Linked DNA regions of Homo sapiens: all the other regions are linked to region 2. Evidence: chromatin contacts called from ENCODE Hi-C data. All regions are on one chromosome and are shown on one strand. The core of a region is the stretch at or near the end of the contact, and the rest is flanking DNA. Distances in the headings are between cores, read along the strand shown. Region 1 overlaps EML6 (EMAP like 6). Region 2 holds the start of CCDC88A (coiled-coil domain containing 88A). Region 3 overlaps SPTBN1 (spectrin beta, non-erythrocytic 1).

Region 1 (4,591 bases), core at 1,183-3,682, 510 kb after region 2:
CAAGCGATTCTCCTGGCCTCAGCCTCCCAAGTAGCTGGGATTACAGGCGCCCGCCACCACACCTGGCTGATTTTTGTAATTTTAGTAGAGATAGGGTTTCACCATTTTGGCCAGGCTGGCCTCAAACTCCTCACCTCAGGTCACCCACCTCAGCCTCCCAAAGTGCTGAGAATACAGGTGTGAGCCACCGCACCCAGCCTTCAAATTGTTAATTTGTAAAGGATGTTATAGCCTGATATTTCTAGAAATGAACTTGTAGCATTTAGAAAATACCCTTTCTATGTTTTCTCTCCCTCCATACATTTTTTCTTTCTCAAGCATTCCATGCTGGAGCTTTCATTCAGGGGTAGCTGATGTTCCTGCAAAAGCCCAGTGCACTTTTTGGTTTTCCAAGGACCTGTAGTTGCCATGGGCACAAGAGGCTGCTGAGGCTGGCGGCTGTGCCATCCCCCACCCTGAGAAGCCAGCTGGCTCTGGCAAATGCTTTCACTATTTTCGACAGGATCAAAGGCATGAAACAGAACCCTGCTTCTAAATTCTGCTCTCAACCTTGCCAGACTCTGGAGGCCCCTGCTGTGAAAGCTAGGCTGGTCTTGAGGCAGCATGGCACATTCTCGAGATCAGGCATTTTGGGGACTGAGGTGTTGGGAATGCAGGAATATCAGGATGACACATGTCTCATGGCTAGTGGAGTTAGATCAAGGAAGATTCACAGGTATTCTTGCTCTTATTCTCCAGATGGTGTAATTCCTCCCTAAAAATCAGAAGTGTCTCTACTACTCTCAATCCACAGAAAGCACTTGGTCTGACCCCCTCACCTGCCTGCAGGGACCCTTACAATGAGAAGCATGGTGGCTTTTCAAAGACCTTTGACTCCACTCCTCTCCTGCTCATTCCCAGGAGCCTCCCTCAGCATCCTGAGCTCTAAGAGGCTGGCCTTGGGCAAGATTATGGAAATAGGGAGGTTTGCTTCTCTTTCCACCAAGTGATGGCTCCATATCGAGGGACTTTACACAGACCTTCCCCCAGGCCCCTCCACAGCAGCATCCCCCTGATCCTGGCCGAGATCTTGTGCTTTCTATCTGGGACTTACTTCTCTTTATATCCCCACCATCTGACACAGGGCCTATACATTTGCAGAATTAAGAACAAACAAACTCCCTAAACGCAAATGAAACCCAAAATGAGATACACTTCATATCCATTAGGACAGCTATTATCAAAATAAACACATAAAATAAGCTTTGGCAAAGATGTGGAGAGATTTGAACCCTTGTGTACAACTGGTGGGAATATAAAATGGTAGAGCTGCTATGGAAAACAGTATAGTAATTCCTCAAAAAGTTAAAAATAGAACTACCATATGATTCAGCAATTACACCCTTGGGCATATACCTCAAATACTTGAAAGCAGGGTTTTGAAGATATATTTGTACATCCATGTTCATAGCAGCATCACTCACAGTGGCTGAAATGTGGCAGCCACACAGGTGCCCCTCAACAAATAGATAAGCAAAATACAGTCTATACATAAAATTAAACATTCAGTCTTTAAAGTAAGGAAATTCTGACACATGCTACAACATGGAGGAATCTTGAGAACATTATGCTAAGTGGAATAAGCCCATTATAGAAAGACAAATACTGTATGCTTCCACTTATACGAGGTACCTAGAGTGGTTACATTCATAGAGACAGAAAGTAAAATGGTAGATGCCAGGTGTTGGGGAAATGAAAAGTTATCATTTAATGGGAATGTCATCAGTATTACAAGATGAAAAGAATTCTGAGATGGGGGCAGTGATGGTTGCACAACAGTGTCAATGTTTTTAACGTCCTTGAACTGTACACTTAAAAAATGATTAAAATGGTACATTTTTGTTATGTGTACTTCACAATTCAAAATAATTAAGAAATCTTCCCAGTCAAAATTTACTCTATATATACCCTCTTTTCTCTGGACTCTTCACTCCGTAATAGAAACAATAATGGGTTTTAATCCCTAATAGTCATTGAGTGGTGGGATTTCACGTATTGTATCAGGTATTTTGTGTGTGTGTGTGTGTGTGTGTGTGTGTGTGTGTGTGTGTGTGTGTGTGTGTGTGTCGGATTCTAAATAAAGTTAATCAGACCCTATTCTACCTGGCAAGAGAATAGCAAGATAATAAATAGGGAGAAATCACTGCTTTAAAAAAAAAAGCAGAGAATATCAAAGAAGGGTCTGAGAAGCAGCTGCTTTCATCGGCCTCACCAGTTCCTAGATAAAGTCACAGTGCCCTGCCTGGTCATAAATGCCGGTCAAAGCCCTCGGCACTTTGTCTGGCCAGCACTGCCCTGACATGAAAGCGAAACAGACTTATCTGATCTCCCTTTGCCCTTGTTGGGACTTGTACCTTTTATAAATGCAATGCATCACATGCTTTTTTCTCTATCTACTGCACCGTATAAAACTCCTGAATGTTGTAAAGCTGAAATAAAGTCCAAATTCCAGTGTGGCAAGTATAGTTACAACTAAATACCTGCCAGGCAGAAGGGTTTCCAAGTCCTGGTCTATGGCCACTACTCCAAGAAATACTCTGAAATAACCTTTTTGGCAGAGGCCTTCATCATCGTTCTCCTGATTAATTTGATTGCTCCAACTCCAGGCTCACTTCTTCTCCCCAAGATGGGAGGGAATGCCCCACGCTAGATCCCTCAGAGTTACATAGTGCCTACAAGTACACAGTTCAGCATGAAAGTTCTGCTCTATCCCAGCCTGTGTCTCCACATTCCCCTCCCTTCACACCCTCAGCCACTGAGCACTTCTATTTCTTCATCACCCCCTGGTTCTTCCCACCTTCACTCTTCATATGCCATATTCCTTTTGCCTGGAATGGCTCTTCCTTGATAGCGCTATCTGGTGGATTTCTCCTTATCTCTCAAGATCAACCTCAAAGGTCACTCCCTTCTACAGAGGCTCCATGGATTACCTCCAAGGAGCTTTCCCTCAGAGCATACATTGGGCTTGGTGCTTCTCTACCACAGTGGACTACAACGTCTCTGAAGGTGGGAATGCTGTCCATTCCCAAGTACCCGCTCCAGACTCTCAACATCAGCCGAGTCTTGAGGATAGGATTTACGAGTGACTCACCCTATAGTGCAATGTTCCACCCTGGGTACTGAATGCTGCCGTGGCCCATTCGGAGTCCCTGCTCACCACTTCCCTTGTGACTCACCACTGCTTACTCACACGGTACCCATTTTGTGCTCTTGTATTATTTATGGATAAGTATCTCCCTCACTCAATTATAAACTCCACAGGGAGCAGAAACCATGTCTTACTCACTTCCAGAGCCTCCACATTTGCTAGCTTAAGACTATGCAACACCATAAAAGCTAGAGTTATTAAATAGACAAATCCTCATGGCATTTGTGGGCATGACTTGGAGGAGGTAGGAGTAGGTTGGGAGTTTTATAGAGCAGAGAAATTTTAGGCAGGCTGAATGTAGATTTCTACCTCTGCTGGAGGAGGAAATTTGCTTGAGCCTTTTTGGGCGGTTCTCCAAGAGGTGGAGCTTTGGGTGGAAAAGGGAAACCAGCCAGGAGGAGGATGAGGGGACCCAAGACAAGGAGAAAGCACTCCCAACTAAAGGTGAGGTGGTGGCTTGCTATGATAACAAAAGGCATCATGTATCTTTAACTGTCTTAAAACTCAATGGCTTGAATCAATAGTGACAATAATCATCCTAAGCGTAAAAAGATGGAAAAAGTATTCAAAATGTTAGCAGCAGCTGCCTCTGGGTTGTAAAATTACAGTCGTTTATATTGTTGTGGGATTCCCCTTTCCCATTTCTAACACTCAACTGCCATTCTCTCTAGAAACAATGCATAAATGGACATTTTTTAAACACAGAAATTCTATTTTAAAAGCCACAACATACTTTACCTCTAGAGTCCCAGTCAATGTGTGTAATATAACTAGAAGCACCTTTACAGATGCCAACCCTTTTGCTTGTAAGTACGTTGTAAATATCCACAAAGTTATCATGGGATGCCACGGCAAGGTATTTTCCCGTATCTGTTAAGAAAAATGTGGGGTTAACATCGAAGCATTTTATATAGGAATTTACTTCCAGGAACTTAGTATTTTAAAAGTGGGAAAATGGTCAAAGAAACATTTGAAATAGTTCATTCTTGTAATTTTTTGTCCCAAGACTGTGCTATTTTAAAAAGTATCTGCTGTCATCTTCACCTTTTGAAAACTTAATATCAGAGATCATTTCTTTTCTGTGATGGAAAGAGACCATGTCTTCAACAGTGTCAGCATTTACCACCAGGAAACTCCCATCGTTCAAGCCAACCGCTAAGGCTTTCCCATCAGGGGAAAAGGCACAGCATCTTCCACCTACAGAAGAATCCACAAAAAACACTTATTATCCAAAACTTCACTGTCAAGCAAACCACATGAAAAGATGAAGAAATCTGATGATGTGCATTATGTATGGACACGTGACTGCCTTTAAATTGACACTACACTTGTGAGAACTAAAACTTCCTAATTTAAGACACCTCTTGTCTGGGCGCAGCAGCTCATGCCTGTAATCCCAGCACT
Region 2 (4,367 bases), core at 1,567-4,066:
TGAAGAAATCTTAAGAAATTTCTTCCTAAGTGAAAGGTGGATAGGAAACTTTTGGATTTAATCTTACAGGATGTTGCAATTCAAAGACCATTAAACTGGGTATAATGTACAATCCCTCTTTAGCCAGACAGAGAAGATTACTGGTTGTACTCTTGAGATATTATAAAGCATTTTTAAGGCTGCTGTTAAACTAGGGAATTGTGAATTGGTAGGTTTTCAAATAAGTTCCTCCAGACCTCAGTCTGGTCTAAAGTTTCCTGTTTTTACAATTAACTCCTCATGTTTCTTTGTTGAGTGTGTGTGTGTGTGTGTGTGTGTGTGTGTGTGTGTGTGTGTGCGCGCAAAACCTAAAGATAGACCAGAAAGCATCTGGGGCCATCTGGCTCTAGAGAAGAATCCAGATTTCTGTGAGGGCTGGGTACTAAATTGCATAAACAATACTATCTTAATGTATGACTCCTGTGCTAACCCTTCAGTCACCACTTCAAAATGCCCCTAACCTGCTGTATTTGGTGTTAATACTTTTTGGTTTTTCGCCTATGAATGAAGCAGATTGATTTGTCCTAGGATAAACCCAGTATAGGCATAATTACTTCCATATTGTTTTGTCAAGCGTCTGGGGGATTACAAAGAAAAGTGGGTATGTCAAGCACTGGGCTGCTCCTGAAAGCAATGCTGTCTCCTTGGTGCCCACTCTCCTTCTGTCTGTATTTCATTTGCCAAATAAAGAACTGCTATTAAGAAAGAGTTATCAGGCCAAGCGCGGTGGCTCTCACCTGTAATTCCAGCCCTTAGGGAGGCCGAGGCGGTGGATCACTTGAGGTCAGGAGTTCGAGACCAGCCTGGCCAACGTGGTGAAACCCCGTCCCTACTAAAAATAGAAAAATTAGCCAGTGGGTGGTGGCGGGTGCCTGTAATCCCAGTTACTTGGGAGGCTGAGGCAGGATAATCGCTTGGACCCTGGAGGTAGAGGTTGCAGTGAGCTGAGATCGTGCCACTGCACTCCAGCCTGGGTAATAGAGACTCTGTCTCAGAAAACAAAACAAACAAAAAAAGAAGGAGTCACCAAGCCAGGCGTGGTGGCTCACACGTCTCGTCTCAACTGCTAGGGAGGCTGAGGTGAGAGGGTCACTTGAGGCCAGGAGTTTGAGGCCAGGCTGGGCAACACAGTGAGACTCCCATCTCTAAAAGGCTTTTTAAAAAGTCATCAAGAGCAGATGGAAAAGATTGCTAGCAACAAGGATGTCTGAAGGCTTGTGTACTGGCTAGGGAAATGCAAGGTTCTACTTGTACATCACCTAGCAAAGTGCCACATGAATGCATCCTAATTTTAATTAAGATGATTTTCAAAGGGCATTTAGTTCCCTCCTCAAAGCAAGATCCTTTCTCCTGTAACTGAAGCAGAGAGGTTATATTTCAAGTTTTTCATAAAGGTTCTTTATTTTGAAGGAATAATGTTAAAAACAACATTAATGACATTTATAGAACACTTAACTATAAGCTGCCATTTCATTTAACCCTATTATTAGCCCTGCTTTACACGTGACGGAATCGAAGCACAAAGAGACTCAATAACGTGCGTAGGCTCACACAGCTGGTGCATATTGGAACCAGGCAGGAAGACTTCAGAGTCCAGGTTCTCAACTACCCAATTAAGAAATTCTGCTCTTTCTTAACTGTGTTATGACAAAAACATTTTTACTGCTAATTTAAAATATATACTCCGTGTAAATATTTATGTAATGTAAACATAGCACACATTATAAAACTATAATATTATCTTTTATCAAAAAAAGATTGCGTTCTATATGCCCATTTTACCCCGGGAAAAAGGTCTTTATTTTCCTTTGAAATGAGGAGTAGCATTTGATTTTGCCAGGGAACTTAAAATTATTTCAAGGTCCCAGTCGTACGTGGCATGGAGATTTATGACAAATATGTAATCTGTTTATTTGTCACCCAACTTGGATGACTTCTAAATGTTTCTTCTTTGTAGCTCTTGATTTTGCTTGGGTTTCCCCCGACCCATGCCCAAATAGTAAAAAACAAAACAAAACCAAAAAACAATGTCTGAGTCATGTTTGCTCCAGTCAGGGAATACCAACGTGCTGACAGACAGCTCTGGTTTTTAAAAAATCTTACTGTATGTCACTTGCAACTTTGAAGAACATTCATGCGTTAGTGGACTGCATTTGGAAGAAAACAAAAAGGAGAAAAAAACCCCCACCAAGTTGTGGCTCAAGTCCCTCTGCCATTTGCTGCAGTGAGTTTTCCTATTCCATTTTGCTGGGGAGAAGGCATGCTTTACAGAACACATCAAACTGTCCGAAAAAGGCTGTCTGCATCCCTCATGTTTATAAGAGAAGGATTTCTTTCCCCTTCCTTCACGTATCAAAGAAGTCACTCGGGGAGGAAATAAACCATAATTAGGCATGAGCGAGCGAGCAGACAGACCCCTTGCTCTGCCTTCCCTGTCCCCGCCCACCAGGCAACCGTCCTGGGCGCAACCGAGGAGCGGGTTGTCTCCGCAGCAGCTGCAGCGAGCGCGCGCCCACGCCCGAGCCCGCGCCCGCCGCCAGGATCTGGGCGGCGGCGAGGCTAGCCCGGGGGCGCGCTCGCTCGGGAGCGCGCTCATGCAGCGGTTTTCTTCTCCCACAATCCAGAGGCAGCTGCACGGGAGGGGCGGGGAGTCGGCGGAAGGATATCGGCGCGGAGGGAGCAGCGCGCTCCCTTTGACGGCGGCCCCCGGCATTGGCGGGCGGCGCTGGCGGGCGGCGAGGGGTGGGGTGTGATGCGGCACTGCGGTTCTGAGGCCGTTACTCCGGCTTCTCCATAGAGGGCGGAGAAGGCTGGAGCGCGGCGGTGATTTTGTGCCAGGGATTCCCAGAGACGCGCTGAAAGGCTGGCAGGGCTTAGGAAGCTGGGGGGTTAGGGACACACATTCAAGCCCCCACCCCCGGGAGGGGAAGGGGGCTGGAGGCGAGGCTTGAGGGCGGCGGAGGAATGGTGTCTGCTCGGGGGGAAGGGGCGAGCCCTGCCTGTTGGTACTGAGGGGCTGCGGGCAGTGGAGGCTCCGCGGGTCGAAAGCGGCTCCATGCCCATCGGTGGGTGGAACGTGTAGAGGTCGGAACGCCGAGGTCGAGTCTGGTGGCGCCTCGGTATCCTTAACGTGGTCTCTGTTTAACGTATTTCATTTAGCCCCCGTTGGGATTGATTCATTGGGAGCAGTTTCGCTGGTCTGGATCCTCCAGGAGCTGGACAACCTTGACGGGCTTTTTGTCTTGGGTTCCAGCCCCCTTTCCCTTCCTCCTCCTCCAGATGCCTTTTCTCTGCCCCTCCTCGCCCGGTACAGACATTTCCAGCGCAGGCTGCTGCTCGTGGTGTCCGTCGTCGAAGCCACTTCTTGGGATTTCGGCTCGTTTCACTCTGGGGTGTTTTTTGAGGAGGGAGAGTGCCCCCCTCCTCCACGATGGGATTTTTCTCCCTTGCCGAAATGGACTTTCATTGATTTCTACTTACTTCCACGTTTAGTGACCAATTCCCTAGGCGTATTTTTGTGGTAGTTCCTTTTTTCAAATACATACTCTGTAAAATGGAGAACGAAATTTTTACTCCCCTTCTGGAGCAGTTCATGACCAGCCCTTTGGTCACTTGGGTAAGTGGGGTGTCCTTTATTGTATATTTTGCTGAGTTATTTGTGGCTGCAGAGATGGAGGTGGGCGTTCATGTCGTGGTGATCCTTCTGTTTGTTCTAGGTTAAAACGTTTGGACCTCTGGCCGCAGGAAATGGGACCAACCTTGATGAATATGTGGCTTTGGTGGATGGGGTATTCTTGAACCAGGTCATGCTCCAAATGTAAGTTCTTCCTTCTTTCCTAGGTAACGTTTTCTTTGAGAAATAGCATATGGTGAACTTTGAGACACGATGTTTTAAGCCCCTAATTTGGTTCATTGGCCAGAAATATTCAGGTGGTTTAAGAATTGGATCTTGAAAGGAATGCTAATGTTATGGGCTCAGCCCATTATCACAACCTAGATATTTTACCTGTTAAAATTGTGAAACTTTAGTTTTTCATTCTGTCAACCATGTATTGTCACTTGTCTTCAGTACTGAAATCCAAGCCACATTGTGTATTCTTTGATAATTTGGTAAAATAAGAGAGAAAATGAGAATCTGGTTTCCTAAGAGAGGAAAAAAGACTTTACTGTGAAGTTATGTGCATTTGATGCAGAAATGTTTCTTATTAACCTTTATATCTAGAAATAAATGGCTCAAAATTTGAAACTCGTTAAGTAATAGCAGATTTCAGAAGAGAAAATTTCAAACAGTTCTGATTGGTGAGGACTCTTGCTGTAGTAAATAATTT
Region 3 (4,172 bases), core at 498-2,997, 840 kb after region 2:
GGAAGTTCAATGTCAGCCATGATTCCCTGGAAAGCAGCAGCAAATGCTGTCAGCATCAAAAGGATACCCATGTCCTGGGTAAGTGGGACAGTCAACATCTTGTGTCTCACGGACGACCCTATGGAGAATCCTCAATTTAGAGCATCCCCTCCTCCTCAATTCTAAGCAAATGAAAAGGGTTTTTACTAATGAGAAGTACTTGATGATTATGCACAACCCCTTTGTTGTCCATTCTACACTTGTATTATCATTAAATTTGTTATGTATTAGCTTTCAATATAGCCATTCCACAATGCACGTGTATTTCAAAACATGTTGTATGAGATTATATATAAAAATATATAAAGTGTGTGTGTATATATTTATATATTTTTTCTTTTTTTTTAAGACTAAGTCTTGCTCTTTTGCCCAGGCTGGAGTGCAGTGGCGTGATCGTGGCTCACTGCAACCTCCACCACCCGGACTCAAGCGACTCTCGTGCCTCAGCCACCCAAGTAGCTGGGATTACACGTGTGTGCCACTATGCATGGCTAATTTTTGTATTTTTAGTAGAGACAGGGTTTCAACATGTTGCCCAGGCTGGTTTCAAACTCCTGACCTCAAGTGATCAGTCCGCCTCAGCCTCCCAAAATGCTGGAATTACAGGGATGAGCTAGTGCACCCGGCCTATAATTTTTATTTATAATTTTTATTAAAAAATAAAGTTTTTACAAATTTTTGGTTATGTGTGTCTCTCATATTGGCTCCCCCAGGCCTGTACTTTTGGAAGTATACAGTAGAAACCCTAACCCTTTCAGAATTAACTAGTTACCAGCAGTAAGTTTCCCATTCTATCAATAAACAATGCAAGAGAGAAGATTTTGGAGATTTTTTTTTTTTTTTGGTTAAAGTGTGAGAATATGAATACACTTGGATTATAATCCATCCTCCAACACACACACAAATAAGCAGCTAATGGCAATACTAGTGGTCTTCCCAATTCACAAGACCTGTGCTTCAAATTGTTTTCCTGATAATGTGGAGAAATGTGCTCTTTATGTATTCTCAAGAAACAGGATGTGAAAAGCTGGTATGGGTATACAAGATAAAAATGCCTACCCAGAGTGGGCAGAAGCCTCTAAATATTACTGGTTTGCTAAAAGTTTCAGATGCTTTTTAGTTCTACATATGTTAGTTCTACCTTTAACCTCTCTACCACTCAACGAACCATCAAGAAACAAAATCTACTCCCTATGTAACAGTAAAGTCACCCCAGACTAACCTTCAAAAGGGGTTTTACTTTAAAGAAACAGCTTCACAGCCACTGCTGTCATAGAGAATATTCTCAGGTTCCGTGTGGCCGGAAGCTTGAATTTTTTCAGTGCTGGCTTCCTTCTCCAGTGGGGCCAGAGGCTGTCAGAGCCAGCCCGGAAATCTCTCTCATATATGGCTTTAACGTAAATGAAAATATTCCCCTGTTAATTATTTACATAAAGAAGGTCATACAGGTCTGTCCTAGCAACACCAGAGAGCCGTTCTCACCAGCAGCTTTTACCCTCAGAAAGGAGAGAAGAAACACCCATTCAAGTTCAGCACAGAGGTTTGGGTTTATAACCTGTTTCCAAAGTCAATACAGTTAACTGCTGTGGGCTATTTGCTTTCAGAGTTTTAGGATCTCTCTCTCTCACTATACTTTCTGGCAAAGCCTGACAAACAATAGAGTCATTTTAGTCTTAATGCATTGGCTAAAACTGGTTCCTACATTCTCATCAATTCTCCTAAGACTTACATTTTACCTAAATCCAAAGGTCAACAGGAGTTCTCGGGACTTACAAAGGTACTTTTCAGAACTCCATGCAGCAATATATCTTCCCAGTTCAAAAGCAGGGCCAAACAGCAATGCTGGGCTCCCTTAATATGCCAATGTGCTTCAGCTCAGTGAGGATCTGGTCTGTCCACAGTTCAGGTATTAAGAGAGCTATATAGCACGTGCGCTAATGCTACCAATACAGAGACGAACTACCCCTCATTGGGGGCCACGGTCCCTATGGGTGAGTGTGAAAGATGGGGAGTTTAGGTGTTTTCAGAAACTTCTGGTTTGTGGTACTGTATGATTTCCCCAAATAATGGTCACACATGAGCAGAGAATCAGTCCCAAAAAATGGTAGTTGATAACCTGGCACTGTATTCGATCTCTGGGTGACATTCTCATACCTGAGGGATGCCTCAGGTCAAACGGAAGCTGTTATACTTCATTCTATGTGCCGTCAAAGCTCCTTCTATGAGCTAAGAACACTGCAACTGAAAGTAAAGGTAAAAGAGGTCATGAGCTAGAGAAACTCCTAGGAAGCTTTATTCTGAAAAGAACAAAATGGGAATATATAATATATATTAGGTTGGTGCAGAAGTAATTGTAGTTTTGTCATTACTTTTAATTGCAAAAGCCACAATTACTTTTGCACCAGCCTAATACATTCATACCAGAGGGCTTCTCTATAGCACCCTCAAAAGAAAATTTCTTGGGAAAAATGGTGACATGGCACCTTTCAGTCTAGCAGTGTTAGGCATTCCTAAGAAAGATACTCAGATTTCTCCTGGACAGAGAGGGCATAGAAGAGAACAAACCCAGCATTCACCAACCCAACAATCCTATTAGGAATCTTATGATTCTGGACTCTTGAAGTGGCAGAAGTAGCATCATACACACACACATCAGAATTATCATCACACACACACACACACACACACACACACCCCATCAGAAGACACTTGCCTAGGCCAAATTAAATCATTTCTGGAAGTGGGCAGGGTATAAATAATAAATATAAATAACTTGCCTCACTGATGCCAAATATAGATCATAATGAATGGGAACAAAATCAAGTTTGTGGTTTTAGGATACAAGTAAGGCTGAACACGTAAGGATGAACTCTTAGAAACAGTTTTTATATCTGCTATGGGGAAACTCAAAAGGTGGCCTGAAAACACAATGCAAATCGCAGCTGGAAGTCTTCACTTATACTTGGCAGCAGCAGCAGCAGCAGCAGCTAACCGGAAACAGGGATTATCCATTTTATTCACACAGGGACATCACAGAACAAAAGGCTAACACTTAGCCCAAAAACACCAACAAACACTCAACCAGTCGAAAATATTTAAAGTCAAGAAAAATCAGCAATCTCCAATAATCTGAACTTCAGATGTGGTTTCCTGGCCTAACTCCATGTTTCTGGGTAATGCCATCACCTTTGAACATTGCTCCAAGGTTATTCTCTGTGTAGCAAATGCTCAACGATGCAGCAGTGAACACTGTACTTTTAAATCCAAGATTCTACTTCAGTGCCAGTACAGTTTATTCCAGGTTCTCACGGGTACATTACAAATAATTTCATATACTGGGAAAATACAGATCAAGAGAGTCTGTACTGTCAGCTGAGTCCTTTATAGTCTGGAATCTCCAAAGTACCATCAAAGAAAAGGGAATAAAGTCCTCCAAGATAAGGCAAGGCTTGAATTTTACATGGCATTCACCATGCTGCTCCTTGTTACCATCACCAATGAAGAGTGAGAGTCTCAGCAAATCCTTTAAGATTGAAAAAAGGATCAGGAATTTCTACCTCTCAACAACTGCTTTCACTAAATCAAGGTTGCCCAGGGTCCTAACAAAATCCTAATGTGGGATCTACAAAAGCACCAGGTGAAAAATGCTCAACAGGCAGCACAGCAAGATGGTTAAAAATTGAGTCCCAAAGCGCACTGCGTGGGTTGGAATCCTGGCTCCATTTACTAGTTAAGTGTCCTTGGGCACAGCTTCCTTTGTGCCTCAGTTTCCTCATCTTCAAAATGGAAATAACACATCACACAAGGACGCTATGAGGAGCATATGAATCAATACTGCAAAGTACTTAGGACAATGCCTGCACAAGGGGAGTATCAAGAAGTTTTGGTGGCTATTACCATTATCAGTACCACCACCAATACAGGGCTAGACTTTAGGTAGGGACCTACTTTCCTTCTCTCTTTGCATGAGAATCCATATACCTTTTCTTTTGCTTTCCCTCTCCTTTGTAGCTTGTTAGGTTTCCCACAGGACTGATTTTGTGAGCTCAAAGCATGAGAAGCCAAAAATGCTTAATGTTTTGGCAGTGGGCATCTACCCAGAAGAGCCTTGGGGGAGCACATTCGGTAAAATG

Evidence for each region. A loop is a pair of places that touch in the nucleus more often than their neighbours do. Pooled maps may share reads with other maps.
Region 1: a loop to region 2 is called in a map of PC-3, with 4 times the contacts of the local background. The contact joins the enhancer-like site here to the promoter of CCDC88A in region 2. A Hi-C loop is called at or near these places in 2 of 168 maps with a recorded cell type or tissue (PC-3 and chondrocyte), 2 of 37 single-sample maps with no recorded cell type and 3 of 50 pooled maps.
Region 3: a map with no recorded cell type shows a loop between it and region 2 (2.5-fold over the local background). The contact joins the enhancer-like site here to the promoter of CCDC88A in region 2. A Hi-C loop is called at or near these places in 4 of 37 single-sample maps with no recorded cell type and 4 of 50 pooled maps.

The regions. Positions count from the first base shown.
Region 1 is chr2:54,902,837-54,907,427 of GRCh38, reverse strand. It overlaps EML6 (EMAP like 6), which reads right to left. Exons shown (of 42, transcript NM_001039753.4): 23 at 4,232-4,384; 24 at 3,926-4,057. Among named protein-coding and RNA genes, the nearest start is that of RTN4, 150 kb to the left of the region's middle. RefSeq lists an enhancer at 2,593-3,792. Within about 2 kb of position 2,432, at least 16 of the 41 ENCODE cell types and tissues checked have a DNase peak (open chromatin) inside an H3K27ac peak, as active enhancers do; they include PC-3, where a contact is called at or near this core.
Region 2 is chr2:55,418,305-55,422,671 of GRCh38, reverse strand. It overlaps CCDC88A (coiled-coil domain containing 88A), which reads left to right and starts at 2,816. Exons shown (of 33, transcript NM_001365480.1): 1 at 2,816-3,655; 2 at 3,756-3,856. The coding sequence starts at 3,593. RefSeq lists silencers at 2,416-2,705, 2,766-2,815, 2,846-2,915.
Region 3 is chr2:54,577,311-54,581,482 of GRCh38, reverse strand. The region is part of intron 2 of SPTBN1 (spectrin beta, non-erythrocytic 1); the gene reads right to left. Among named protein-coding and RNA genes, the nearest start is that of SPTBN1-AS1, 21 kb to the right of the region's middle. RefSeq lists enhancers at 1,194-1,243, 2,243-2,292. Within about 2 kb of position 1,747, at least 14 of the 41 ENCODE cell types and tissues checked have a DNase peak (open chromatin) inside an H3K27ac peak, as active enhancers do.